Regions from separate parts of the Homo sapiens genome. Here region 2 is linked to region 1. The links are chromatin loops, found by intact Hi-C in ENCODE. Cell type or tissue: Calu3. All regions are shown on one strand. Each heading gives the region's core, and the rest is flanking DNA. Links, peaks and the distances in the headings are about the cores only. Region 1 holds the start of LOC105374037 (a long non-coding RNA gene). Region 2 has its middle 300 kb from the start of NECTIN3-AS1.

Evidence for each region. Peaks named below come from ENCODE experiments on the same cell type or tissue, not always from the same donor. Only the 100,000 strongest peaks of a DNase experiment are listed, where the experiment ranks them.
Region 2: a loop joins it to region 1, with 4 times the contacts of the local background. A loop is called at or near these places in 2 of 110 quality-filtered maps.

The regions. Positions count from the first base shown.
Region 1 is chr3:110,660,699-110,676,327 of GRCh38, reverse strand. LOC105374037 (a long non-coding RNA gene) reads left to right here and starts at 9,035. Exons shown (of 4, transcript XR_924328.3): 1 at 9,035-9,137. RefSeq lists an enhancer at 9,271-9,770. In Calu3, for the core only: no CTCF peak of the experiment used is centred there; DNase peaks (open chromatin) are centred at 8,917, 9,487 and 9,577.
Region 2 is chr3:110,766,015-110,781,643 of GRCh38, reverse strand. No RefSeq gene overlaps it. Among named protein-coding and RNA genes, the nearest start is that of NECTIN3-AS1, 300 kb to the left of the region's middle. In Calu3, for the core only: no CTCF peak of the experiment used is centred there; a DNase peak (open chromatin) is centred at 8,023.

The sequences.
Region 1 (15,629 bases), core at 4,199-12,198:
TGTAGAATAGTTTGAAGTCAGGTAGAATGATGCCTCCAGCTTTGTTCTTTTGGCTTAGGATTCTCTTGTCTATGCAGGCTCCTTTTTGGTTCCATATGAACTTTTAAGTAGTTTTTTCCAATTCTGTGAAGAAAGTCAATGGTAGCTTGATGGGAATAGCATTGAATCTATAAATTACTTTGGGCAGTATGACCATTTTTACTATATTGATTCTTCCTATCCATGAGCATGGAATGTTCTTCCAATTGTTTGTGTCCTCTTTATTTTGTTGAGCAGTGGTCTGTAGTTCTCCTTGAAGAGGTCCTTCACATCCCTTGTAAGTTGGATTCCTAGGTATTTTATTCTCTTTGAAGCAATTGTGAATGGGAGTTCACTCATGATTTGGCTCTCTGTCTGTTATTGGTGTATAAGAATGCTTGTGATTTTTGCACACTGATTTTGCATCCTGAGACTGCTGAAGTTGCTTATCAGCTTAAGGAAATTTTGGGCTGAGACGATGGGGTTTTCTAAATATACAATCATGTCATCTGTAAACAAAGACAATTTGACTTCCTCTTTTCCTAATTAAATACCCTTTATTTCTTTTTCTTGCCTAATTGCCCTGGCTAGAACTTCCAATACTATGTTGAGTAGGAGTGGTGAGAGAGGACATCCTTGTCTTGTGCTGGTTTTCCAAGGGAATGCTTCCAGCTTTTGCCCATTCAGTGTGATATTGGCTGTGGGTTTGTCATAAATAGCCCTTATTATTTTGAGATTCGTTTCATCCATACCTAGTTTATTGGGAGTTTTTAGCATGAAGTGCTGTTGAATTTTGTCGAAGGCCTTTTCTGCATCTATTGAGATAATCATGTGGTTTTTGTCATAGGTTCTGCTTATGTGATGGATTACATTTATTGATTTGCATATGTTGAACCAGCCTTGCATCCCAGGGAAGAAGCCAATGTGATCATGGTGGATAAGCTTTTTGATGTGCTGCTGGATTCGGTTTGCCAGTATTTTATTGAGGATTTTTGCATCGATGTTCATCAGGGCTATTGGTCTAAAACTCCCTTTTTTTGTTGTGTCTCTGCCAGGTTTTGGTATCAGTAGGAGGCTGGCCTCACAAAATGAGTTAGGGAGGGTTTCCTCTTTTTCTATTGATTGGAATAGTTGCAGAAAGAATGGTACCAGCTCCTCCTTGTACCTCTGGTAGAATTTGGCTGTGAATCCTTCTGGTCCTGGACTTTCTTTGGTTGGTAGCTATTAATTATTGCCTCAATTTCAGAACCTGCTATTGGTCTATTCAGAGAATCGACTTCTTCCTGATTTAGTCTTCGGATGGTGTATGTGCCCAGTAATTTATCTATTTCTTCTAGATTTTCTAATTTATTTGCATAGAGGTGTTTATAGTATTCTCTGATGGTAGTTTGTATTTCTGCGGGATTAGTGGTGATATCCCCTTTATCATTTTTTATTGTGTCTATTTGATTCTTCTCTCTTTTCTTCTTTATTAGTCTTGCTAGTGGTCTATCTATTTTGTTGATCTTTTCAAAAAACCAGCTCCTGGATTCATTGATTTTTTGAAGGGTTATTTGTGTCTCTATTTCCTTCAGTTCTGCTCTGATCTTAGTTGTTTCTTGTCTTCTGCTAGCTTTTGAATTTATTTCCTCTTGCTTCTCCAGTTCTTTTAATTTTGATGATAGGGTGTCGATTTTAGATCTTTCCTGCTTTCTCTTGTGGGCATTTACTACTATAAATTTCCCTCTACACACTGCTTTAATTGCGTCCCAGAGATTCTGGTATGTTGTGTCTTTGTTCTCGTTGGTTTCAAAGAACATCTTTATTTCTGCCTTCATTTTGTTATTTACCCAGTAGTCATTCAGGAGCAGGTTGTTCAGTTTCCACATAGTTGTGCAGTTTTGAGTGAGTTTCTTAATCCTGAGTTCTAACTGGATTGCACTGTGTTCTGAGAGACAGTTTGTTGTGATTTCTGTTCTTTTACATTTGATGAGGAGTGTTTTATTTCCAATTATGTGGTCAATTTTAGAATAAGTGTGATGTGGTGCTGAGAAGAATGTATATTCTGTTGATTTGGGATGGAGAGTTCTGTAGATGTCTATTAGGTCCGCTTGGTGCAGAGCTGAGTTCAAGTCCTGGATATCCTTGTTAATTTTCTGTCTTGTTGATCTCTCTAATAGTGACAGTGGGGTGTTAAAGTATCCCATTATTATTGTGTGGGAGTCTAAGTCTCTTCATACATCTCTACGAACTTGCTTTATGTATCTGGGTGCTCCTGTATTGGTTGCATATATATTTAGGATAGTTAGCTCTTCTTGTTGAATTGATGCCTTTACCATTATGTAATGGCCTTCTTTGTCTCTTTTGATCTTTGTTGGTTTAAAATCTGTTGTATCAGAGACTAGGATTGCAACCCTTGCATTTTTTTTTTCTTTTTTTTTTTTTTTTGCTTTCCATTTGCTTGGTAGATGTTCCTCCATCCCTTTATTTTGAGCCTGTGTGCGTCTTTGCACATGAGATCAGTCTCCTGAATACAGCACACCGATGGGTCTTTATCCAATTTGCCAGTCTGTGTCTTTTAACTGGGGCATTTGGCCTGTTTATATTTAAGTTAATATTGTTACGTGTGAATTTGATCCTATCATTATGATGCTAGCTGGTTGTTTTGACCGTTAGTTGATTCAGTTTCTTCATAGCATCAGTAGTCTTCACAATTTGGCATGTTTTTGCAGTGGTTGGTACTGGCTGTTCCTTTCCATGTTTAGTGCTTCCTTCAAGAAGCTCTTGTAAGGCAGGCCTGGTGGTGACAAAATGTCTCAGCATTTAGTTATCTGTAAAGGATTTTATTTCTCCTTTGCTTATGAAGCTTAATTTGACTGGATATGAAATTCTGAGTTGAAAATTCTTTTCTTTAAGAATATTGAATATTGGCTCCCACTCTCTTCTGGCTTGTAGGGTTTCTGCAGAGAGATCTGCTGTTAGTCTGATGGGCTTCCCTTTGTGAGTAACCAGACCTTTCTCTCCAGCTGCCCTTAACATTTTTTTCCTTCATTTCAACCTTGGTGCATCTGATGATGATGTATGTCGGGGTTGCTCTTCTTGAGGAATATCTCTGTGGTGTTCTCTGTATTTCCTGAATTTGGATGTTGGCTTGCCTTGCTAGGTTGGGGAAGTTCTCCTGGATAATATCCTGAAGAGTGTTTTCTAACTTGGTTCCATTTTCCCCGTCACTTTCAGGTACACCAATCAAACATAGATTTGGTCTTTTCACATGGTCCCATATTTCTTGGAGGCTTCATTAGTTTCTTTTCACTCTTTTTTCTCTAATCTTGTCTTCTTGCTTTATTTCATTAATTTGATCTTCAATCACTGATATCCTTTCTTCTGCTTGATGAAATTAGCCATTGAAACTTGTTTATGCTTCATGAAGTTCTCGTGCTGTATTTTACATCTCCATTGGGTCATTTATTTTCTTCTCTACACTCATTATTTTAGTTTAGCCATTCCTCTAACCTTTCTTCAAGGTTTTTAGCTTCCTTGTGATGGGTTAGAACATGCTCCTTTAACTCGGAGAAGTTTGTTTTACCCACCTTCTGAAGCCTACTTCTGTCAACTCATCAAACTCATTCTCCATCCAGTTTTGTTCCATTGCTGGCGAGAAGTGTGATCCTTTGGAGGAGAAGAGGCATTCCGGCTTTTGGAATTTTCAGCCTTTCTGCTCTGGTTTCTCCCCATCTTTGTGGTTTTATCTACCTTTGGTCTTTGATGTTGGTGACCTACAGATGGGGTTTTGGTGTGGATGTCCTTTTTGTTGATATTGATGCTATTCCTTTCTGTTTGTTAGTTTTCCTTCTAACAGACAGGCCCGTCAGTTGCAGGTCTGTTGAAGTTTGCTGGAAGTCCACTCCAGGCCCTTTTTGCCTGGGTATCACCAGCAGAAGCTGCAGAACAGCAAATATTGCTGCCTGATTCTTCCTCTGGAAGCTTCATTCCAGAAGGGCACCTGCTAGATGCCAGCCAGATCTCTCCTGTATGAGGTGTCTGTTAGCCCCTGCTGGGAGGTGTTTCCCAGTCAGGCTACATGGGGGTCAGGGACACACTTGAGAAGGCAGTCTGTCCATTATCAGAGCTTGAACACTGCGCTGGGAGAAACATGCTCTCTTCAGAGCTGTCAGGCAGGGACATTTAAGTCTGTAGAAGCTTTGCCCACAGCTGTCCCTTTCCCCAGGTGCTCTGTCCCAGGGAGATGAGGGTTTTATCTATAAGTCCCTGACTGGGGCTGCTGCCTTTTATTCAGATATGCCCTGCCCACAGAGGTGGACTCTAGAGAGGCACTTGGCTTTGCTGAGCTGTGGTGGGCTCTGCCCAGTTCAAGCTTCCCGGCAGCTTTGTTTACACTGTGGGCATTAAACCACCTACCCAAGCCTCAGCAATGGCAGACGCCCCTCCCCCCACCAAGCTCCAGCATCCCAGGTCAATCTCAGACTGCTGCACTAGCAGCAAGAATTTCAAGCCAATGGATCTCAGCTTGCTGGGCTCCATGGGTGTGGGACCCCCTGAGTCAGGCACTGGAGGGAATCTCCTGGTCTGCTGGTTGCAAACACGGTGGGAAATGTGTAGTATTTGGGCAGGAATGTACCATTCCTCCCAGTACAGTCTCTCATGGCTTCCCTTGGCTAGGAAAGGGAAATCCCTGACCACTTGTGCTTCCCAGGTGAGGTGATGCCCCACCCTGCTTCGGCTCACCCTCTGTGGGTTGCACCCACTGTCCAACCAGTCTTAATGAGATGAACCAGATACCTCAGTTGGAAATGCTGAAATCACTCATCTGCATCTATCTCGCTGGGAGCTGCAGACTGGAGCTGTTCCTATTCGGCCATCTCGGAAGAGAGTCCTTAGTTTCCCAAAGTCTTAACTCATTTCAGCGTTAACTCAAAAGTCCATAGTCCAAAGTCTCATCTGAGACAAAGCAAGTCCCTTTTGCCTGTGAGCCCATAAAATCAAAAGCAAGTTAGTTACTTCCTAGACACAACTAGGGTACAAGCATTGGGAAAATACAGCCATTCCAACTGGGAGAAATTTGGCAAAACAAAGGGGCTACAGGCCCCATGCAAGTTCAAAATTCAGCAGGACAGTCAAATCTTAAAGCTCCTAAATGATCTGCTTTGACTCAATGTCTCACATCTAGGTCATGCTGATTCAAAAGGTGGGCTCCTACAGGCTTGGGCATCTCCATCCTTGTGGCTTTGCAGTGTATAGCCTCCCTCCTGGCTGCTTTCATGGGCTAGCATTGAGTGTCTGCAGCTTTTCCAGGCACATGGTGCAAGCTCTCAGTGGATCTACCATTTTGGGGTCTGGAGGATGGCAGTGGCCCTCTTCTCACAGCTCCTCTAGGCAGTGCTCCAGTAGGGACTCTGTGTGGGTGCTATGATCCCACATTTCCCCTTCACACTGCATTAGCAGAGGTTCCTCATGAAGGCCCAGCCTCTGCAGCAAACTTCCTCTGAAATGTAGGCAGAGGTTCCCAAACCTCAATTCTTGACTTCTGTGTACCTGCAGACTCAACACCACATGGAAGCTGCCACAGCTTGTTGCTTACACTCTCTAAAGTGGTGCCTAAGCTGCACCTTGGTCCATTTTATCCATGGCTAGAGCAGCTGGGGTGCAGGGCACCAAATCCCTGCAGGGGGGCCCTGGGCTTAGCCCACAAAACCATTATTTCCTCTTAGGCCTCCAGGCCTGTGATGGAACAGGATGCCTCACAGGTCTCTGACATGCCCTGGAGACATTTTCCCTATTGTCTTGGCAATTAACATTTGGCTTCTCATTACTTCTGCAAATTTCTGCAGCTAGTTTGAATTTCTCCTCAGATAATGTTTGCTTTGTTTTGTTTTTTCTATTGCATTGTCAGGCTGAAAATTCTCCAAACTTTTATGCTCTGTTTTACTTTTAAAACTGAATGCCTTTAACAGCACCCAAGTCACCTCTTGAATGCTTTGCTGCTTAGAAATTTCTTCTGCCAGATACCCTAAATTACCTCTCTCAAGTTCAAGGTTCCACAGATCTCTAGGGCAGGGGCAAAATGCCACCAGTCTTTTTGCTAAAACATGAGAGGAGTCATCTTCGCTCCAGTTCCCAACAAGTTCCTCATCTTCATGTGAGACCATCTTAGCCTGGATTTCATTGTCCATATCATTATCAGCATTTTGGGCAAAGCCATTCAACAAGTCTCTGGGGAGTTCCAAACTCTCCCACATTTTCCTGTCTTCTCCTGAGCCCTTCAAACTGTTCCAACTTCTGCCTGTTACCCAGTTCCAAAGTGACTTCTACATTTTTGGGTATCTTTTCAGCAGTGCCCCACTTTACTTGTACTAATTTACTATGTTAGTTCGTTTTCATGCTGCTTATAAAAACGTAACCAAGACTGGCAATTTACAAAAGAAAGAGGTTTAATGGACTTACAACTTCATATGGCTGGGGAGGCCTCACAGTTGTGGCAGAAGGCAAGAGGAAGCAAGTCACATCTTAAATGGATGGTGGCAGGCAAAGAGAAAGAGAGCTTGGGCATAGAAACTACCATTTTTAAAACCATCAGATCTGGTGAGTCTTATTCACTATCATGAGAACAGCACAGGAAAGACCCGCCCCATAATTTAGTTACCTCCAACCAGATTCCTTGTGGGAATTGTGGGAGTTACAATTCAAGATGAGATTTGGGTGGGGACACAACCAAACCATATCAGCCAGATATTAAACTTTTGGTTGGAATTCCTTTTCTTAAGAATGTTGAATATAGGCCATCAGTATCTTCTGGCTTGTAGGATTTGTCCTGATAAGTCTGATGTTAGCCTGATGACGTTCCCTTTCTAGGTGACCTGTTTTTTCTCTCTAGCTGCCTTCAACATTTTAGTTTTTATTTTGACCCTGGAGAATCTGATGACTATGTGTCTTGAAGAAGTCATTCTTGTGAAGTATCTTGTGGGGGTTCTCTGCATTTCTTTTCCTGTTTTTTTTTTTCTTTTTTTTTTTTAGACAGAGTCTCTCCCTGTTGCCCAGGCTAGAGTGCAGTGGTATAATCTTGGCTCACTGCAATCTTTGGCTCCTGGGTTCAGGTGATTCTTGTGCCTCAGCCTCCTGAGTAGCTGGAATTACATACATGCACCATCATGCATGGCTAATTTTTTGTATTTTTTAGTAGAGACTGCATTTTCCATGTTGGCCAGGCTGGTCTAGAACTCTGGGCCTCACATGATCCTCCTGCTTCGGCCTCCCAAAGTACTGGGATTACAGGTGTGAGCCACCACACCTGGCCCCTCTGCATTTCTTAAATTTGAATGTTGGCTTCTATAGCTAGGTTGAGGAAGTTCTCATGGATGATATCCTGAAATATGTTTCCTAAGTGGTTTTCTTTCTTGCCATCTCTTCCGTGATGCCACTGATTGATAAATTTTGTCTCTTTATATAATCCTATATTTCTTGGAGATTTTGTTTGTTCCATTTCATTCTTTTGTTTCATTCTTTTCTTTTCTGTCTTATTTCAGAAAGCCAGTCATCGAGCTCTGAGATTCTTTTCTCTTCCTGATCTATTCCTCTGTTAATAATTGCAATTGCATTATAAAATTCTTGTAGTGTGTGTGTCAGCTCTGTCAGGTTGGTTACATTCTTTTCCATACTGACTATTTTGTCTATCAGCTTCTGTATTGTTTTATTGTGATTCTTAGGTTTCTTGGAGTGGGTTTCAACATTCTCCTGAATCTCAATGATCTTTGTTCCTATCCATATTCTGTTTTATTTCCTGTGGTATGGGTTGTAATATCTCCTGTTTCATTTTTAATTGAATTTATTTGGATCTTCTCTCTTCTTTTCTTGGTTAATCTCACTAATGGTCTATCAGTTTTAAACCAGCTTTTTGCTTCATTTATCTTTTTTTTTTTTTAATTCATTTACTTCTGCTCTGATCTTTGTTGTTTCTTTTATTCTGCTGGGTGTGGATTTGGTTTGTTCTTGTTTCTCTAGTTCCTTGAGATGTGACCTTATGTTGTCTATTTGTGCTCTTTCAGCCTTTTTGATGTAGATGTTTAATGCTATAAACTTTCCTCTTAGCACCACTTCTTCTGTGTCCCAGAGGTTTTGATAGGTTGTGTCACTATTATGGTTTAGTTCAGAGAATTTTTAAATTTTCATCGTGATTTCATTGTTGACCCAATGATCATTCAGGATCTGGTTATTTATTTTCCATGTATTTGAATGGCTTCGAGGGTTATTTTCAGAGTTGATTTCCAATTTTATTCCACTGTAGTCTGAGAGAGTACTTGATATAATTTTGAATTTCTTAAATTTATTGAGACTTATTTTGTGGCCTATCATATGGTCTATCTTGAAGATTGTTCCATGTGGTAATGAATAGAATGCATATTCTTTGTTCATTTTTTAAATTCTTTTTTCTTAGTCTTTGTTGGGTTGGGTTAATTCAAAATCCTTGCCTTCAAGCTCTAAAGTTCTTACTCTACTTGCTTGATTCTATTGTTGAAACTTTTTGTAGTGTATTTTGCAATTCTCCAAGTGTGTCTTTCATTTCCAGAAGTTGTGATGGTTTTTTAATCTATGCTATCTATTTCTTGGGAGGTTTTTAATCTATATCCTGTATAATTTTTAACATTTCTTTAAGTTGTTTTTCATGTTTCTCTAGTGCTTCCTTGAGTAGCTTAATAATCAACCTTTTAAATTCTTTTTCTGGCAATTCAGAGATATCTTCTTGGTTTGGATCCATTGCTGGTAAGCTAGTGTGATCTTTTGGGGGTGCTAACAAATCTTGCTTTGTCATATTACCAGAATTGTTTTTCTGCTTCCTTCTCATTTGGGTACACTGTTTCAATGGAAAGATCTGGGGCACAGGGCCAGCTATTCAGATTCTTTTGTCCCACAGGGTGATCCCTTGATGTGGTTTTCTTCCCCTTCTGCTAGTGATGGTGCTTCCTGAGAGCTGGACGACAGTGATTGTTATTGCCCTTCTGGGTCTAGGCACACAGTGGAGCTACCGATCTCTGGGCTGGTACTAGGAAAGTGTCTGCAAAGAGTCCTTTGATGTGACCTGTCTTCAGATATCTCAGTCTTGGATATCAGCACCTGCTCCAGCGGAGGTAGCAGGGGAGTGAGGTGGACTCTGTGATGGTCCTTGGTCATAGTTTTGTTTTGTGCTGTTTTTCTCAAATGCTGGTTGTGGTAGCAGTGGAATTGTCACATGGACAGACTCAAGACCTTTGGTTAGCCAGAATGTTATAGATGGTGGAATTAGCTGTTGTTTTCTTTTTTCTTGGAGTAGGGTTGTTCTTTTATGAGTTGCTGTAATGGCTTAAGTTTGTTTGCCTTTAACCAGGAGGTGGTACTTTCCAGAGTTGCATCAGCTGCAGTAGTATAGTGGGGATACAAGCTTTCCTTAAGGTCACCTGGATAAGTATTCGAGTTTCTCAGACAATGGGCAGAGCCATAGAGCTCCCAAGAGATTATGTCTTTTGTCTTTGGCTGCCAGGGGAGGTAGAGAAAGACCATCAGGTAGGGGCAGGTTTAGGGGTGTCTGAACTCAAGACTTTCCTTGGGCGGAGCTTGCTGCAACTGCTGTGGGGAATGGGGGTGTGGTTCTCAAGCTAATCAAGTTATGTTTCTAGGGGATTATGGGTGTCTCTGCTGTGTCATACTGGCTGCCAGGGAAGTGGGGGAAGGCCAGCAGTGACAGGCCTCATCCAGCTTGCATGCAGCCAGCAAGGCCAGTTTTACTCCCACCATGCCCCACCAACAGCACTGAATTTTATATCCAGGCAGCTGGTGAGCAGGGCTGAGATTTTGCACCAGGATACAAGCCTCCGCATTGAGAAAGCAAAAAGGGCTTTCAGGCCCTGTCCCTCCCTGCCTGCCACAGCTTCTGCGCTTGTATCTGCATATCTCATTTGCTCCCTGACCCCTAGATTCTGTCCAGGAAAATTCACACCCAGTTAAAATTGTTATGAAGTTCAGCTGGAAGTTGCCTTCTCCCTCTTGTCCCTCTCAATTTCAGTGGCAGCCCTCCCCAAGGGCCCCTGTGAGATAAAGTCAGAAATGGCTTCCTTGGGGAACAAGAGTGCCTACAAGGCTCTTTCTGCTGCCTCTACTTTTATATTTTGCTTGGCTCTTTAAATTCATTTCAGGTCTAGGTAAGGTTAAATCCTTCTCCCATGATCTGGATTTTCAGGTTCCCCAGTGAGGATGTATGTTTGGAGAAAGACTTTCCTCCCTTACATTTTGAGCACCCGCAGTTTTTCGTCTTTCTCAGGGAGTTTGCAGTGGCAAGCCGCTTCTTTTCCCCTATCCATTTTCTGAATCTATTTCTGTCATCAGCTATCTCAGCCTGGTCAAGACCTTTTGCTGGAGAACTAGTATGATCATTTAGAGAAAACAAGGCACCCTGACTTTCTGAGTTGCCAAGAGTTCTTGTGCTGGTTTTCTCATTTGTGTATTCTGATGTTTTTTCAGTCTTTGAAGTTGGTGTCCTTTGGGTGGATTGTTTTACCTTTTTCTTCGTTGATGCCCTTGGGAATTTGATTATGGTATAAGGTGGGTTTGGTTGACTGTCTTCAATTCTAGATTTTTCCTGGGTCTTGGAGGAGCCCCCTCCAATTACTGTCTAGTGTCTGCACTTTTTTTGTTGGGTATTCTGGTGCATGGGGCTTGTTCAGGCCGGGGCTGCAGTTGGCCGACAAGCTGTTTCCTTGTCAAGCTGGCCTTAATCTTCTATTCATGTACTTTCTGGGGAAAGATGAGGTTGCATCTGCCAGCAGAGTTCAGGCTGAAGTGGGATGATTTGCCTGGAAACTCTAGTGGATGTGACCTATCTGGCTATGGAAGGTGGGAGTGGGTGGGATTGTCAGCACTGCTATTTGGATATTTCTAGCGAAAAAGGAGCCTGTGCCCCTTGGCAGATTGAAGCAGATGTAGGGCTTCTGGGCTGGACATTCTAGCAGGTGTTGCCCACCTGACTATTGGTGGTGGGGGTGGTAGAGTCATGTGCCTTGCTGATCAAATGTTTCCTGGAATATCAGGAGGCTGTGCCCTCCAGCTGAGTTCACATAGAATTGTGGCTGCTGGGTCAGAAGCTCTAGCAAATGTTGCCCACCTGGCTACCAGTGGTGGGGGCATGCTCAAGCAGGACATTAGGAAGCTGCACTCTCCAGCTGAGTTCACACAGAGGCAAGACTGCTGGGCTAGTAGCTCTAGCAGGCATTGCCTGCCTATCAGTTGCAGGGGTGTGTGGGGTATAGGTTGGATCCCACGAGGAAAAGTGAAAGCTACTAGGACTTTTGAGAAGTGGACCTGAAATTGGTACACTATCATTTTTGCCACATTTTACTGGTTGAAGAAGTCATAACTCCAGTAAAGAAACATGGGGAGAAGATATGAATGCCTCCTAAAGGGAAAAGCTTACAAGATTCCATTGCAAAAGATCATGGCAAAGATTATTGTTTCTCTTTTAAACCAATCATCTGTCATATCTACTGCAGTGTATAAAGGATGTTTGATGATCTTCCTTTATTTGTGAGATTTTACTTTTAATTATATATTAATGATTAAATTAGCCACCCTACAAATGCTGCCTGAGAGCAAATTAAATCATGTAATTTTCAATTACTAATATATGTGGCATATTAAGGATAAATTGTTCATGCTAATAGACAAGATTAAAACTCTGTGGTCATCCTTTTAAAGTGAAAATATCATATTTACATTAATTTCAATTCTCTGACACTGCTAATCATGGAAAGCTGGCTAATAATGATTCTGTAGCTGAGTGCTCAATCAACGTGGAATGTCCTTTCTGCCCAAATCAGTTAGAAGTGTCTATATTTGGAATTTGCCTACCATTACTTCCTTTTCTAAGAGCCAAATTCCTTGACCTTTTCAATAAGAGGAAAGTAAGATATAGTGTCATTGCATTGGCATGAACATATTTTGAATATCTCCTTAAGAAAATAAAAAAAGAGAACATGGAGGTTGGCAGGGCTTTTAGGGGTGTGGTTGTCAAGCTGGCATGGAAGTAATACTTTTCTCCCTACAATCAAATTCCTTTTCCTGATACCCCTTAAATCCCGAGTCCCTGGATCTCACTCCTGAAATACATAAGAGAAGCAAGGCCCCTGAGATGAAATGTCATGGTGGTTGTTGCAGAGGGAGAAAGAAGATAACTGGTTTCTTTTCTGGGAAGCAGTCAGTGACACATTGGGGAATAATTAGAATTAGATTGAGCCGTAGTCTTCTTAATCCTAAACTGAGGTGTTAAGGACTTCCTTTAACATAAAAGTTTTGATGCCACAGTTCACATGACTACAGGAGGATTTTATTTCAGGGGTTCAGAACACAAGTTTGGGGTTATATAGCCTCCCTTAGTTGCCTGGTTCTGCCAGTTGTAGGATACTGAGAAAGTTATTTAAGCTGTTTTGCTCCAGAGATAACAAATAATAATATATATCTCAAAGAGTTGTTATGAGGATGAAGGAAGATACTGTCAGTAATTAGTGCAGTGACTGGTTCCATTGAATTCTAAATGGCTAGAAGCTACAATTATTATTAGTTATAATTAGCTATTAAAATTAAAAAGCCATAATTCTTTACAAATTATCAAGCCAAACATTGCTCAAAATGAAAGTATTGCAATGAACTTATGAGATATTATATATGATTATATTTATGTATGATTTTCAAATGTGTATTAATTTTTAGTATGTACCTAGAACTCTCTAATTTGTACTGCTTTTGTAAAATGAAGTTATCAATAAGAAAAATAAAAAAATTATTGTACTTGCTTCAATTTCTGAATCTCATAATTATCTTATAATTAATTTCAATTTTTGTGTTTAAAAGTTCTCTGCTATAGAGGACATATATAATCCTATGGCTTAGGGTGAAGGTTATATAGTTTTTCACTTGATTTTAGATCCCATTTATTTCTTAACAAGAGATTTATTTATTTCCATATCACTTATTTGGAATATCCTTTCAGTTCTTCTCTAATTGTCCAGTGTAGGGTCTTATAACTCATAGCTTTTCATAGTTTTATAAAGCATAAAGAGTTTTTTCTATAACTGTATTAGTCCATTTTCACACTGCTCTAAGGAATACCTGAGACTGGGTAATTTATAAAGGAAAAAGGTTTAATTGACTCACAGTTCTACATGACTGGGGAGGCCTCAGGAAACTTACAATCATGGCAGAAGGCCAAGGGGAAGCAAGGTATGTCTTACATGGCAGCAGGAGAGAGAGAGAGAGAGCGAAGCAGGAAGTGCCACTTTTAAACCATCAGATCTCATGAGAACTCATTCACTATCACTAGAACAGCATGGGGGAAACTTCCCCCATGATCCAATTACTGCCCACTAGGTCCCTCCCTTGACATATGCATATTACAATTCAAGATGAGATTTGGGTAAGGACACAGAACCAAACCCTGATGCAAGAGGTGGGTTTCCAAGATCTTGGGCAGCTCTGCCCCTGTGACTCTGCAGGGTACAACCCCCATGGCTGCTTTAATGGGCTGCCATTGAGTGCCTGCGGCTTTTCCAGGTGCACAGTCCAAGTTGTCAGTGGATCTAGGAGGTTGGTGGGCTCTTCTAACAGCTCCACTAGGCAGTGTCCCAGTGGGGACTCTGTATGGGGGTCCCAATCCCATATTTCCCCTCTGTATTGCCCTAGCAGAGAGGAAATGAGGGCTCTATCCTTGCAGCAGACTTCTGCCTGAACATCCAGGCATTTCTGTACATCCTCTGAAATCTAGGTAGAGGCTTCCAAATTTCAACTCTTGTTTTCTGTGCACCTACAGGCCCAACACCACATGGAAGCTGCCAAGGCTTGGAGCTTGCACCATCTGAAGAAGTGGCCTGAGCTGTACCTTGGCCCCTTTTAGCCATGGCTGGCGCTGGTGCCTCTGGGATGCAGAGTGCCTTGTCTTAAGACTGCACAGAGCAGTGGGGCCCTGGGCCTGGCCCACAAAACCTTTTTTCTCTCCTAGGCCTCCAGGCATATGATAGGAGGGACTGCTGTGAAGATCTCCAAAATGCCCTGGAGACATTTTCCCTATTGTCTTGGCTGTTAACATTAGACTCCTTGTTACTTATGCAAATTTCTGGAGCTGGCTTTGGCTTGAATTTCTTCCCAAAAAATAGGCTTTTCTTTTCTACCACATGGTCAGGATGTGAATTTTCCAAACCTTTATGCTCTGCTTTTCTTTTAAATATCACTTGCAGTTTCAAACCATCTCTTTGTGAATGCATTTGAATGTAAGCTTTTAGAGAAAGCCAGGTCACATCATGAATGCTTTGCTGCTTAGAAATTTCTTTCACCAGATACCCTAAGTCATCTTTCTCAAGTTCAAAGTTCCATAGATCTCTAGGGCAGGGGCAAAATGCTGCCAGTCTCTTTGCTAAAGTATAGGCAAGAGTAATCTTTACTCCAGTTCCCAATAAGTTCCTCATCTTGAGAGAGAGAGAGAGAGAGAGAAAGAGAGAAAAGCAGGAAGTACCACTTTTAAACCATCAGATGTTGTGAAAACTCATTCCGTATCACAAGAAGAGCCTGGGGGAAACTGCCCCCATGATCCAATCACCTCCCACCATGTCCCTCCCTCGACATATGGGGATTGCAATTTGAGATAAGATTTGGACACAGAGCCAAACCCTGTCAATAACCCTCCTACTTTACCCCCGCTAAGTGTTAGCTTGGTAGTGTGACATTCTTTCTAAGAAGTATTAACATTTTTGACTTCTATTGTAGCCCTGTAACCTTCATAAAGTAGATTTCTAACAAGAAAATGTCTCCCTCCAAGAATAAAATTTCGTTTATTTTTATTTATATTGTCTGGCCACTTTACTCATCAAATGACATTGCCATGACAGAGAATGAAATCACAGCCTCTTAGAAGGTTTCCCTTTCAGATGTGGTTATAAAACATAATGGGAGCAAGTTGGGCCTGAAGTGGGAATTTGAGTGAATCTCATGTTCCATCTGAAATTATGGAACAGTTACTTAGCCCTATCTTTAATGCACAGGCACCTATTTACATGTTGAAATGTATGCATAAAAGGAGTCTGCTATTAGGAAATTTAGGAATAAAGTTCCTTGGGGAGAAATAGTGACCTTGAGATGACAGAAGACCTTTGTGCTGGGCCAAGAATCTTCAGTGGCTTCTTTTTGGGAAATGTCTAAAGCAGAAGCCATGAGGCTTGTTTTTGTGAAGGATTCTGTAGTATTTGGGTAGGCATAGGCTTGGAATTTATGTTCAAATTCTCACATAGAATTAAGGATGTTGGTATTCTCAGTTCCGTGTTGAAATATGTGTAGCTGCAATGAAGGAGGATTGCTTCAGCTATGTAATACTGCATAACAAACCACCCTGAACAGTGGCAAAAAGCAATAACAACATTTCTTTTGCTCACATTTTGCAATTTGGACAGAATTTTGCAGGGATAACTCATTGCTGCTTGACTAGGAGTCAGCTGAGCAACTCCAAAGCTAGCAGTTGGAATAATCTAAAGGCTTTTTTTTTGAGACAGGGTCTTGCTTCATCTCCCAAGCTGGAGTGTAGTGCTACAATCACAGCTCACTGCAGCCTG
Region 2 (15,629 bases), core at 4,763-12,762, 100 kb before region 1:
TTATCCCATTAACTGAGGTTAGGAACTGTATTTGGATGTCACATTGAAGACACCTCAAATGAAGTAAGAGTGTGACTGGATATCACCTAAGACTTATGACTTCTCTCACTGGGAGATAAGAAAAGCGGGGCAGACTACCCCTTCTGTTTGAAATACTTGCTCTGTGTGCATAAGACATTGCCTGTAGGGTATGCCATTTTGTCCAAGTTAGTTTACCAATTTAAGGGTCCTGAACTTTAACTGTTTAAAGTAAGCCCACCTTCAGCTGAGGGCTGAAAGCAATGAAAATTTTATTTGTGTGTCTTGTATAGGAAGAAAAGGAACAGAAAAAAAATCTTTGTTTTTTTGTCTCTTGGTAGCCTGAAACTTTTATTTGGTGATATTTTAAAAATCAGAGCAAATGCCTCACCCAACTTGGGGGAGTTGATATTCACTTTAGCATGGCTCTAAAATGGATCTATTTCATTTTTTCACAGAATGAGCCCCTCATCTGCATCAGGTACCTTGTGATTTTTATGCCTGAACACAAACACAACCTTGTAGAAAATTAGGATTTTGGAGGAAGAGTTTGTGGGCATGTCTGCATTGATATGATCACTATGCTTCTTTAGAAAGTAGAAGCATGGAGATAGTTCTCTCGAGTAGGTATGGAAAGTTGGCTTACCTGCCTCCTTTTGGAAGCATCAGCTTTACTTATCCATGAACCATCCACAGAAAAGCTAAGTTGAAGTTGAATAACTTATCTATCCTGACAATTCTATGAAAAATGTATAATCAAACTTTGATGATGTGGCAGTGGAGAAATCTAGCAAAGGAGTGTTTTTTAAAAATAAATTTTAGTTGCCAATAGCTAATAACAGTCATGTACTTTAAACCTTCCTGTAAATGATGAGATAGTTATTTAATGTCAAGCATGAATTAGATGAATTACAATAGTAAGAGTAAAGTAAAACAATATTCTCACAATATTAATTGATCTTGTATGCATGTGTGTGTACAGGATGCAAAATGTCTGTATTGGCCGGGCGCGGTGGCTCACGCCTGTAATCCCAGCTCTTTGGGAGGCCAAGGTGGGCGGTTCAAGAGGCCAGGAGATCGAGACCGTCCTGGCTAACACTATGAAACCCCGTCTCTACTAAAAAATACAAAAAAAAAAAAAAATAGCCTGGTGTGGTGGCGGGTGCCTGTAGTCCCAGCTACTTGGGAGGCTGAGGCAGGAGAATGGCGTGAACCTGGGAGGCGGAGCTTGCTGTGAGCTGAGGTCGTGCCACTGCACTCCAGTCTGGGCAACAGAGCAAGACTCCGTCTCAAAAAAAAAAAAAAAAAAAATCTATATTGTGGTCTGGGTTGCCCCTCTCCCTTTTCATATTTCACGCTCCTTTTACAATGTATGAAAGAATGATGCTTAAATAAATGAAATCTCTAAATTTCTTCATGTTCCTCAAAAACAACTGCAACACTAACAGGATAATGTATACACCTTACTTTGAGAGAGTTAGAGATTCATCTTGCTATAAAATGTTTTGCATGAAGAAGATGCTCAATATGTATTTATCAACTTTTCTATTTGTCCAACATTTTGAAAACAAATTAGGAAGACATAAAACATCTCTTAACCTATCTTTCCTGTGATCATGTCTCTATCTTTTCATTTTAAAATCCTTTCATCTTGCAATAATGAAATCTCTGTCTTGTATTTGGACAAGTTTTCCTGTGTATTTTTGCAGATGACGGTGTTGTTACCATAGAATAATAGAGAAGGAAGTGAAATCTTAGACCAACTAGCACTCAAGTCTGGCCTCTACCAGAAGCATTAGTGTAATTTGGGAAACTTGTTAGAGATACAAATTCACAGGCCCCATTCCAGACCCACAAAATCAGAAACTGTATGTTTCTGATTAAAACAATGAATGTCGTAACACTCTCTATGGATGGCTCTGAGGCACACTGAAGTTTGAGAACCACTGCTCATTTCCAGTTCTTTCATTTAATAATCATTAAAATGAGATTGAAACTACCTGAGTTCTCTTATGCTCTCTCCAGGCTTTTATACCACACATAACTTCAAATACTATATATATGCATCTGACTTCTAAATTAGCATCTCTAGACATTTTCCTAAGACCCATATATCCAACAGCCTACTTGACACCTTTACTCGAATGTTTCACGGGTACCTTAAATTTACAGGTACAAACCAACCCCTCATCTTCTCCTTCAGTGTTAAATATCTCAGCAAATGTGTATTCTTTTGCCCAGCTGTTCCAACCATAAACCTGGGAATCTTTTCTCACACTTCTCCCTCACCTTCCTTTATTTTATTCAGCAAAGCATCCGCTCTACTTCTGAAACGGCTTAATATAATTCTCTCTCCATCTCTACTGTTGCAAGTCCAGTGCAAGCCATCATCATCCTCTCTCATCTCCTTATTAACCAATACTTTTTTTTAGAGAGGAGCTACAGTGATCACTAACAACTGGTCACATCAATTCCCTCCTAATGCTTAATAGGTTTCCATTGTACTTAGGACAAAACTCCAAATCTTTCAAATTGCTTACATAGGGACCCAGCTCCAAAGTCCCTGCCTAGTCCATTTCTCACTGCCTGCTTTTTAATTCCTAAACATGGCAGGCTGTTTCCTGTGCTTTGCCAAAGGAGGGCTTTTCTGCCTTGAAAACATTTTTTTTTCTTCTTTCTACTCAGCTTCTTCCTGCTTTCCAGTATCTGCTGAAATCAGTGGCCCTCAATGCTGGTCATAAATAATAACCACTCAGGAGAAATTTTAATACATGCTACTACCCAGACCTCATTCTTAGCTTCAGTTCTTTTTATCTGGAGTAGGGCCAGACACTCATAGTTTTTATAGCTCCCCAGGTGATTCTAATGTGCAAAATTTAGAACTGTTGGTTTAAATGTCACTATCTCAGAAAGGCCTTCCCTAACTCAACAGGCCCCCTGTTAGAATCCTGAACTGACTGTAATTTTTGTTTATAGTATTTATTGTACATTATGTGATAATATTTAATATTTGTCATCCCTGTTTGATCGTAAGGTTCATGAGGGCAAGGATCTTCTAGCATTTGTTTGCTTCTATCTCCAGTAATGAACAGTGTCTGACACAGAATTGGCAGTCCATAAATTATTGCATAAATTAAGAAATTAATTTATAAGGTTTTAAAGCTAGCTCATGGCAAAACCCAGTGTAAAACCAAATGTCCTTGACTTTTGGTTTCATTGTCTTAGAATAAAGATAATTTAATAGCTATTTGAATCCTACATGCTCAAACTGGAACAGTCCTAATCCAGCCCAATCACTTCTAGGGGAAGGTAATGTGGGCTGTTAGTTCTATTCCTACTAGTAGCAGCCCCATACCACATGGCTATGTCTTGTTTCATTTTGGAACCCTAAACTCCAGATTGAATCTAATGTCTCCTGAGGATATCCTGGACTCTCCTAATAAAATAAGTATTATTAAATTTTTATGAGACACACATATGTTTTGACATGAATTTCAGTTCAAATCTTGTGATACAGACAGCCATCCGGAAATAGAGCTGGTATTAGACGATCAGTTAGTTCATGTTCACATATGTACTATTTTCCTCCTTGTATTAAAATTATATTGTGTATCATTAATATACAGCTGTAAACAAAGGGAAAATATTTAATGGGTTAGACAATATGGAAAGGTCAAATTCATTAATATATTTTTCTTTTTTTCTTTTTTTTGAGACAAAGTCTTGCTCTTGTCCCCAGGCTGGAGTGCAATGGCATGATCTTGGCTCACTGCAACCTCCACCTCCTGGGTTCAAATGGTTCTCCTGCCTCAGCCTCCCGAGTAGCTGGGATTACAGGCACCTGCCACCATGCCCGGCTAATTTTTGTATTTTTAGTAGAGACGGGGTTTCACCATGTTGGCCAGGCCGGTCTCAAACTCCTGACCTCAGCTGATCCACCCGCCTCAGCCTCCCAAAGTGCTGGGATTACAGGCGTGAGCCACTATGCCTGGCCCATTTATACGTTTTTCTTTTAGAAGTTATAGTTCATTGGGATAAGCTAAAAGGATGTATTCTTAGCAACACCCAGCAGGCCTATTGATGTGGACTGGGTATGGCTCCTCAGAAATCCCAGTTCCCCAGAGCAGACATGGTTGATTGGTGGCAGTGGTATTCTACTTGTCCAGGGAAAAGTCCTGCAATAGCCCTGTCCCAAGAAGGAGCTTGCTGAGCTTCATTACTCCCAATCATAGAACTTGGAACTCTAACTTTAGCAAGCTGCATCACCTGGATCTACTATCTAGATATCATGTTCAACTTCTAACTTTACCTCTAGTTTCTTGTTTCGTGGACCACAAATTATATTACAATAACTAGGAATTGTATAGCCTCAGTCACATTGCAGCTTTATAAGGAGGACTAGCTTGTGGACCTGTGTGGTCACATGATGCATTATTTCAAAGCCTTGATGAAAGTGACTGCAGCCAGTCTGGGCCTAGCCACCCTGCTGTTCACATAAGAGTTTTCTCTGCAACTTGAATACAAGAAAAGTTAGCAAATTTATACTTTTAGAATAATAATCTTCTTCCTCCTGAAATAACATACACAACTGACAATAGTTGATTGGCAAATAAGCACTGATTATGGATATTTATTATTATTCAAGTAGTCATAGTGCTTCTTTTTTTCTGAGCAAGGAGTATAAATTCAGTGGCCAGTTCTGGGCTATCTTGTCAGCTGTTATTGTGAAGATTTCTCTACAAAACATTATGTATTATTTATTTGTGTTGTTATTCTTAAATCAGATTGAAAAATTTTCCAGAATAGTCCTGATTTTAGATATTCTACTTTGTTTGTGCCTTAAAACATCAGAATGTTCCAGGAATCCCAATATTTTGACAATAACAATGAAATGACTCAAGTTAGAGACTGAAGAAAAATAGAATACTCACAAAAACACACATAGAAACTTACGTGTGTTCCTAGTCATGCTCTCTGTGAACACTTTCCTAGTACTAACGCCAGAGCAATTGTTGCATTTGTTTGAGTCAGGTAAAGCTAAGTCACTGATTCAAGGTGAAAAGGATGGCAAATATTTCCAAGGATAATTGAAGACAGTTACTTTTCTTACAATGCTAGTGCTCTTTGAAGTGTATTCAAAAGAAATTATATTTCATTTTAATGTCAAAATGAATGTAAAAAATCAAGGAAAGGTATGCTTTCAAGTCAACTGAGGAAAAAGAATATTCCACTTAAAAAAATAACCTGTAATCACAAGTGATATTGTATACAATATAGAAGTGAGATAAGTATTGATTGCATTGGGAATTTGATATGCTTTTATGGGCTCAAAGAAAAATTGATTCATTTTAGGCTCTGTTAAGTTACAGGTAGAAAAGGGGAGGCTTTTTTTCTTTTTGTAAATTCAAAGAGGGTTTTAGTACTTTTTAAGGAAATGATCATTTAAATAAACATGTTCTTAAATTATATTTTGGTGACAAGTTGTGAGCAGAATGAGGTGAGAAGAAAGACTACAAACCAGAGAGAGCTAAGATATAAAAATGGCATGAGGATATTAGAATTTCAAACATAAAGAAATTTTCTGAATTCATTGCCTTGTTATGTATAGATGCTATGATAAGATAATTTTCTCTAATGACTTTTAGACATAAGGAACACCTGTACTTCAAAAATGTTCATAATCCACATGAAAATCAATTGGCAAATCCACAATTTCCAAGGTTTTTTAGGAGAAAAAAGTATTTTTTTAAAGCCTGAAGTCCTTAAATCTGGTAAGATATTATCAGTCTTATCAGGAATAAAATAATGAAGGTACACCCTAATTTTAAATAATTGTTTTATAGAATTTTGCATTGTGTTTCATATAATTTTATTTTTTCAGGAAAGAGTATTTGTGTGGGTGATGTAATTTTACATTATTATGTCTTTAAATATTAATCTGTAAAGTAGAAAAATATTAACAATATGTCTTAAACTTTATCTTGAAACATACAGATAATAATTAATATGTGTTAAATTTCTGTTTTGACTCCAGGGCTTCATTACAGTAACTTAATTTCTTCATTTTGGAAGTGGGCTTTTAAACCCAGAGAATTCATTCACTGGCACCTGCTTATCAGCTCTGGGCAATACAGTGTTGGGATTTTCAGGCCTAGGTATCAATGAGTATTTACTAAGAACCAGGTACTATGTTAAGTGTTGGGCCTACAGATGCATCTAGCAAATGGTGCCTGCCGTGGAGGGATAGCTTATCTAATGAGGAAGGCAGACACAATTGACAACATAATTCAATGTAGTAAGTACCGACGTCTACCAATAAAAAATAGGTAAATAAGGTTAAATCTTACTGAGAAAAGCCACTGAGTACATGTCACTTGACCCAAAATTTTTTTTTCTGTTCCCATGATGCCTAGCATGTCTCGCGTATAGCAAGTGCTCAATTGCTGGGCTGACTTAAAGTCAGTACAGGCACATGAGCAATCTTGCCATAGAGTGTCATGGAGAAGACCTCATTCATTCTTTCATTGTTGTTGAGATAGATGCCTAGTAGCCTTAGTTTTATTCAGGAGACTGAATCATAAAACAGCAAATTAAACATCCAGGAAGGTCATTTCCTTTTCAGCTTTACGAAGTTGTTGGTTTTTTTTTTCCAAGAAGATTTTGCCTAACATCATCAACAGAGTAAGCAGATCTTGAAATGACATTTTCTAGGAGGAACTGGAAAAACAATTTGCCTCAAAATATATTCCTCTTACTTAAATTCTACAACTGAAGGATAATTTCTTTGCTAAACCATCAATACCTTTAAATGCAAGTGACCCTGGGAAGGCTCACACATTATTCTATTATGAATTACAACATCTGAGGGTTAGTCTGTTGGTCTTTTTCAGACCTCTAATGTTTTGCTTATTCAAAGTCAGTGAGACGTAATACAGGGAAGTTGCAAATGTTCATGGAATGAAGGGGAACCTCGGCTCGTGTGGTTCAGTAAGAGGCAGACTCAAAAGAAGGGAATAAGGTTTCAGAAGAGGAAGGGGGAGACATGTTTGCCAAACTTCACTAGGATTTGCTCTGAGTGTAATGTGCTATATGTTACGGTTGTTTGATAAATCTAGTTACCACATTTTACAAACGTAGGTCCTTCTAATTACTTTCATTAAAATTAAATTTTAATTTAATTGAAATTAATTGGACTTTCTGCAGGCTGTGGGAGGAGTGATGCTGGTTAATGACAGAAATGCTGGGTCAAGCATCCACAGTCACATTGGGGGATCTCAGAAATTTCTTACAATACGTACAGAATAAAGTAATACTCCAAAAGAACAAAGGCATAAACTACTCTTCCTATTTTTGCCTTATTAATAATAATTCATGTTATATTTGATATTGCGAATAAATAATATAATTTATCTCACTAGTTAGCTTTTATTAAACACCCACCTTTTATGAATTCTGATGGCAATAACTTTCATGCAGGATCCTATTTAATCTTCACCAATGAGATGCAAATAATGGACCTAGAATCACGCATACAGGTAACATAAACAGAAGCAGAATTGCAAATCATGAGTATTATACCCTAATGTAGAGCTCTTAACCATTTGGTAATATCACCCTCAGAAACAGATGAAAAGAAAGACAATTGGGGCCCTGATTCTTCTTCAACCTCATTGCACCTTTATGCTGGCCACGTACTTACTTATGATCACATAAATCAAGGAGAGCTTGTTAAGTAACTTCAACTTCCCTTCAAGCGCAAACGTTCCATTTTTTTTTTTAACCTTGGGGGTTTATTTGTTGTGGTAATGGGGTGGGCATTATCTCAGAAGGAACTTTATTCTTTACTTCATGAGAGGCATATTTGACAAATGCGAAGAATGGGACATTTGTTCTCTTGCCTGTGTGGAGCTCAATGTTCGTGACCTGTGGGCCTCCCAGACCCTGCTTTATTTGCAGAGCCCCTTGGCTTTGAATCACAGGGCATGCCATTGCCGTATATGGGGATAGCACACTGGGCCGTGGGAGTTAACTGGGATTACCAGTGGCTATAATGTTGGTGTCTTGATCCTCAGCAACTCTGCTTTGAAGCTGAAGGGCAGAGTACAAGCACACTTACGCATCTCAACTTGGCAATAATAGCATGCCTTTGTGATGACGAGGCATGCTGTGAGTACCCAAGTTTATACTATGCATTCTGATGATATTTGATATGATATTAATTTAAAGCATGGCTTGTCCACTAGTCTAAATCTTGTCACTTAAACTCCAAACACTTGTCATAAATAGACTTGGAATGTGGTGGAAAAGTAATTAGGAATTGGACTTTTTACTTTTTCAGCTCTGGAGTGATACTTTTATTGTCTTCTTAGAAATTTTTGAGGTGATTTTTTTTATCTTTGCTTAACCTTAGTTGTTAAAATAAATATTAATTTGAGGTTGCTTTGTTTTGAAATTACTGTAGTCATAGGCAAATATCACTGTGTGGATTTCTAGACCCATGGAATATTAATGCTCAAAGCAATGTTAGAGATAGCCTAAAAATGTTATCACAACAGTTCTTCCATCCCTTACAATAAGTTTGAATTTTAGCATCGGAATTAGATTGAAATTTTTGTCTTGTCATGTAGTAGCCATGTAACCATCAGCAAGTTATTAAACCTCTTTTAGCCTAAGTATCCTCAACTCTAAAAAACAACAACAACAACAACAAAGGTCAATTACAACTACATTATGTAGATCTGTATGATCTGTGCAAAGTAGTAACATAATATGTATAGGCTTGCCTAGCTCCAGGTCTTGGCAAAGAGTATTAGCTCAATAATTGTGTTTTCTTCCCTCTAACACTGTAATAACAAGCTTTGTTTCAATTTTAATTTAATTTTAAATGAAGATAGTGTATACTATGAAGCATCTAAATAAGGTTATAAGGTGTACCATCTTTTTATAATAGCACTTTCTTCTTTATTCTGAGAATGTAAGAGTAGCTGTGAGGTTAGATACAGTTGTCTAGATGGAAGAGGAAACCGTAGTAGAAGAATAAAAGAGGATTTACTTTATTGTAAATTTTCAGAGAGTAGTAATAGGGATATTGAAGTGAAGGAAGAAGAATGTGTGCTTGAAAAATTTCTAGAATGGAGATGGGAGTGAATTTACATAGAGACTTGAGGTATAAATTAAATAATACTATCAAGGGTTAAGGTTTAAGATAGACTCCATGACAATGAAAAATAAAACCCTTTAATATGAACACCATAAGTCTAGTCAACATTTTTCAGATTCTAAAAGCCATGTAAAAGGCAGAGGTGAAAGCCTGAACTAAACTAAAAATAGACTCATCAAGCACATTGTCTGGAAGTAAGTGAAGATGGTAAAAGGCAAATTCCTTCCCTTCCTATGCCCTGTCTGGAATAAAGACATGTAAATTGTCAAATTTAGAAACATTGCTTAACATTTTTTGAAACATTAATTAATGTTTCTGCTTAAGGGAATATTAATCAAATATGTATTGAACACCTATTGGACATTCTTCTATGTGCTGGGATATAATTGTGAACAAAACCTGAAAACAACCGTAGTCCTCACAGAGTTAACAACTTAGTAGGGCAAGATGACAGCAATTACACACACACACACACACACACACACACATATGAAAAACCTGAAGCAGGGGAGATAGTAATGCTGAAGGAGAGGGCTGCAGTTTCAAGCAATTGGGTCAGGAAAGTTCAAAGGTGGACTATGGCTTGCATTTTTGAGGGAAAAAAAGGATGCCAGTGTGGCTGCAGCAGAGCTGGTGGTGAGGGGGGATAAAGTGTGGGAGATGGGGTTAACAAGGCAATAGGAGCCATATCATGCAGGTTTCCTAGAGTGTTGCAAGGATTTTGGCTTTTACTTGGATTAAAGCAATTAGTCTATATATTTTCAAGAATATCAGCAAAGAAAATTAACGCAACAAGTCGTCCTAGAGAACCCTCAGATCTTAATTACCTTAATCTTCCCCCTCATCTCCTTGCTTGATCCAATCATCCACCCAGGGCTTAGTTTCTCTTACTCGTTGTCCAGACCCTCATCATCTGCCATCTGGAGTCTTGCATTGGCCTCTTTACTCCTTTCACTGCCTCTGTCTCTCCATTATCACAAATCCATCCTTCTCACTGTCAACTGATATTTTTTAAAAACACTAATCTGTGTTCTGATACTAAAATATCCTTTGAAGTTTATATTTCTTCTGAAGTCTGGCCCCTTACAAGATTCTCTAGAATCTGGCTTTGATGCACACATCTAGCCTCAACTCTGCCACTGCTTTGTATGTATGGCATCCCGTCAAATATGTTCTAAGCGTTCACACTTTTGGTGCCTGTGTGTTCCTGTTTGCATGTTTTGAGGCTATCATATTCTTACTTAACATTAAGACCCAACAACAACTCACCTTTTCTGAGGAGCAGTTACTGTTTTTTTTCAGGTAGAACCATTGTATCCTTCTTCTGGGTACTCATAAAACTGTCCCTTTCTTTGTCATAGCACATCTGCCCCTTCAATTAGGTTATACGTATATTTCTCTCCACCAGATTCTAAGCAACTGAAGCATAAAGACTATGTTTCCCCCACTCCTGTATCCATAGTACCTTGGGTCATGCTTAGTATTTGGGGAATGCCCAGAGATTTTTTTAAAAAATAGATGAATAAATCACAATTTTAATGGATATATGTGAGTAGTTGGATATAACTATGTTAAACATAATTAATATGAGCAAAACCAGTCAGATGGTATTATCAGACCCATTCTTTGACTTGGTCTGAAATTAATAAAGCTTTGGGAAATGTATTTACTTTTGAGCAAATATTTTGGACTTAGGCTTTTTTTCTTTGATAAGCTGAGGTTAAACTTGATGGTCTTTAATGCAGCCCTGAGACACTAATCATTCATTCATTCATTTAAGCATATTTAAGTGCCCATTTGGTGCAAAGCGTATGACATCACCAAAATGCAAACCATTCTTTTCGTGTGTGTTTTATATTTCTATTTAGTGCAATTCTATGATGAGTCTATAAATAAATGTATGGATTTCTTTCTAGTCTGCCACAAGCTTATAAGATTAGAAGATGTTCAGGTGCAACCTAAATACACAGCATTAAAGGAATTCAAGACAGAAAATGGATACTAGAAATTTAAAATAGCATTTGACACTGACTGATATCTTAATACCACTATAGACATGGAAAAACCCATGTCATCCTTTCTACTTAAGATAAAGGGATTTGGAAGAATATCTGTTACTATATATGCTGAAACATATCTATAGAATGCTATAATAACATGTCAGCATTCTAAAACAAATTCTTTACATTTAACAGATGATAAAATGCATTGAAATCTATACTATTTGAACTTAAACTCTACCATAAAGTGAAAGCAAATAATGAAACTTAAAACAGAATTGGCTAATCTAAAAATAATCTATTTTAAACTCTCAGTATTTTCCCCAAAGTAGAATTTCTTTCTTAACAAAGAATACTAGCCTTCAAGACTACTATTAGCAACAAGGCAAAGGGGAACAAGCCAGAGCTTTATTTTCTAGGAGCGAATGGATTTTGAGATTATTTTTCAATTAAGAAGGTGTATTCTTTTCTTCTTTAACTCTCTTTATGCTCCTTGCTTGAAATTTCTTAAATAAGAAATAAGCTGGCGAGGAGCTGGGTTCCCTTGGAGGAGAAGAGGTGCTCTGATTTTTAGAATTTTCAGCTTTTCTGCTCTGGTTTCTCCCCATCTTTGTGGTTTTATCTACCTTTGGTCTTTGATGATGGTGACGTACAGATGGGGTTTTGGTGTGGATGTCCTTTCTGTTTGTTAGTTTTCCTTCTAACAATCAGGACCTTCAGCTGCAGGTCTGTTGGAGTTTTCTGGAGGTCCACTCCAGACCCTGTTTGCCTGGATATCACCAGTGGAGGCTGCAGAATAGCAAATATTGCAGAATGGCAAATGTTGCTGCCTGCTCGTTCCTCTGGAAGCTTCGTCTCAGAGGGACACCTGGCCTTATGAGGTGTCAGTTGGCCCCTACTGGGAGGTGCCTCCCAGTTAGGCTACTCGGGGGTCAGGGACCCACTTGAGGAGGAAGTCTGTCCATTCTCAGATCTCAAACTCTGTGCTGGGATAACCACTACTGTCTTCAAAGCTGTCAGACAGGGATGTTTAAATCTGCAGAAGTTTCTGCTGCCTTTTGTTCAGCTATGCCCTGCCCCTAGAGGTGGAGTCAACAGGGACAGGCAGGCCTCCTTGAGCTGCAGTGGGCTCCACCCAGTTCGAGCTTCCAAGCCGCTTTGTTTACCTACTCAAGCCTCAGCAATGGCAGACACCCCTCCCCCAGCCTGGTTGCTGCCTTGCAGTTCAATCTCAGACTGCTGTGCTAGCAGTGAGTGAGGCTCCGTGGGCATGGGACCCTCCGAGCCAGGCATGGGATATAATCTCCTGGTGTGCCATTTGCTAAGACCATTGGAAAAGTGCAGTATTAGGGTGGGAGTGTCCCGATTTTCCAGGAACAATCTGTCATGGCTTCTGTTGGCTAGGAAAGGGAATTCCCCAACCCCTTGCATTTCCTGGGTGAGGCAATGCTCTGCCCTGCTTCGGCTCACACTCCGTGGGCTGCACCCACTGTCTGACAAGCCCCAGTGAGATGAACCTGGTGCCTCAGTTGGAAATGCAGAAATCACCTGCCTTCTGCGTCACTCACACTGGGAGCTATAGACTGGAGCTGTTCCTATTTGGCCACCTTGGAACCTCCCTTCCACCTCTCTTATAACCTGATCGCTCTTTATTCAATTAACCTGTTTTTATAACTTACATTTTCTGAAGTTAAAATTAAATATAATGGTCCTTAGATAGAAGTTCTATTGATCAAGGCTTTATGTAATCCACTATCATATCCCCAGTACTTACAGAAGTGCCTGACAATACATACATTGAAAGACTATTGGAAGACAGATGAGATCAGTAGGATCTGTATACTTAATGTATAAAATTTTAGCTCAAAGTAGAAAAAATGCTATTAGTGCTCCTGTGAAACGTGGCAGAAAAAATTTGGTTTTTGCAAGTTTAAAACTTGCAAACTTATGCTTTTTGTAATGATAGAGTAGCTTTTATTGGACTATCCTTCTGACAGTTACAGATGACAATTATAACCTTTGGACAAAATCTAACAAACAAACAAACAAAAAACCCAAACAAAAAACATACGTAAGTATGAAGACGAAGGTTACTGACAAAAACAAAAATTGTAGCAGCATTAATCCTTGAAAGAAAAACACCAAACAGTGCATTTGAATTTTATACAGCTTTTCACCTGAGAATATTCCCAAGTCCAAGTGTCTTGGTATAATTAAAACTTGAACATCAGGGTACAATCACAGTGACTTGAGGAGGTGGATAGCATTCAAGACTTCAGAGTAGTGGAAAGTGAGAGAGAGAAAAAAAAACTAGCAATGGAAGTAACAATAGAGGATGGATTCAAAAATCTGTGTGTAAACATTGATCAAAATTAGGCCTTGAAAGATCAGCCAAATTTTGTAGTGTTCTCAGTCAGAGAGGACTACAAGAAGATGTATGAGTAAAATCAAAACCAAAACCAAACAAACAAAAAATACCAGCTGGAAGGTTGAAAGACTATCACAAGAAAAGTAGAGATTTGAATTTGAGTCCAGAAAGATAATTGCCTCCAATAAGAAAATAAACTCATCCCAGAGGAAGGTAATAAAACCTACAGTTTTTACAAAGTGTTATCCACATTATTCAATATAAAATAAAAATTATTAGACATCTGAAAAAGAAGAAAATGATATCCATGATTAAAAAAATAATAGAAGATACAGAAGATGAACTGCGTCAGAAGTTGGAATTAGAAGACCAGGACTTTAATGTAGCTTTTTAGTTTCAGACATGCAGCAGGAATCGTCATGGTTTATAGCAGCCTGCTCCTGAGAGAATATAGACATCACTTGCTACTGAGGAAACCAATAGCCATTCCCTCAAGGATACCTTAGAGAGGGAGATGTGGCTTCATACCCCTTTGTACCTAATAAGCAGCCACTGATTATCCATGTTGGGAGAAGAACTGCCACCTTTCCGAACCCAGCATGGGCCCAGTGAGCACCAACAGAGCTTTGACCACTCTGTGGTGTCCACATCCAGACCTGAACTCTGTGGTTACACTGGATCTGCCTATGTCTCAGACATTGGAGTCATTACCGTAGTAAGCTAATTTGCACATTGGGTTCTGGAGCCAAGCTCTTGCTGCTTATGCTCATGCCCCAGGCATTAGCTCAGCCACCACAGAGCTTCATTCTGACCCTGTAGATGCTTTACTAAGATTCACCCTGACCTTATAGATGCTGAGGCTAGCACATGCTTATACCTTGGATCCTGGCTACAAGGCTGCATTGTGTGCACCCACATCTCAAACATCAGAGCCACTGCCAGAGAGAGGTAGTTCATAATCCAAGTCTGGAGTCAAGGTCTGCATGTGGCTACACTTCAGGCACTACCTTGGCTGCCATAAAGAGCAAGGCCCTGCCCAACTCCAGAGCCACTCTAATACTGTGCCCACTGGTGCTCTTATTCTTGCTTCCCCTAGCTGCTTCATAACAATCCATACCTCACATTTTGTCACCAACATAGCAGCAAAGGTGTCTGCAACCTAGGCACCAGTACCAATACTGCCCTGGATCCCAAAACCATTGTTCTTCCATATGTGACAATGTTTTCGGCCTCAACTTCATGGCCTCTTCATAGGGGCCACTCATCAGACAAGGGTGCCATCGTTACTGCAAGTGAGTGCACAAGCCAGATCCTGTGTTAGGAAGAATCCCCTCAGCCACAACTCCCCAGTGGGAGAAAAAGAGAGCAAAGCAACCTTGGCAGTTATTGCCACTGAAGACCCCAGTGAGCCTTGCTGCTACAGCAAAATTTATAGCATTAGATACTGGATCCCTGCAATATTCATCAACACTGATTTTTGCTGCCAGAGCTGTACAGAGACGAAACAGCTGAAATATTCACTAATGCAGAACCAATGTACTATATCTAGCAAGTGCCCTTGTATCCCTTTCATAAAGGAAATTTTTCCACAGTAAAACTAACCTTTAAAGTCTGCAAGAGGTGGCTGCTACACCAAATAAACAAACATCAACATAAGACAATAGAAACATGAAAAGCCAAGGAGACATGAAACAACTCAAATAACACAATAATCTCTCAGAAGCTGACCCCAAAGAAATGGAGATATACATACAAACTGTCTGACAAATAATTTAAAATTATTTTAGAGAAGCTCAATAAACTTCAAAAAACATACAAAGACACAATTAAATGAAATCAGAGAAAAACAATAAATGACCAACAAAAGAAATCTAAGAGATTGAAATTGTAAACAGAAATCAAACATATTCTGGAGGTGAAAAATACAGTGGAACAAATGAAAAATGCAATAGAGAGCATTGACATCAGAACTGACCATGTAGAAGAAAGAATGTGATAATCTGAACACACATTTGGAAATACATAGTCAGAGGAGAAAAAAAGAAAAAGGAATAAGGAATGAATAAACTTATGGGATTTATGG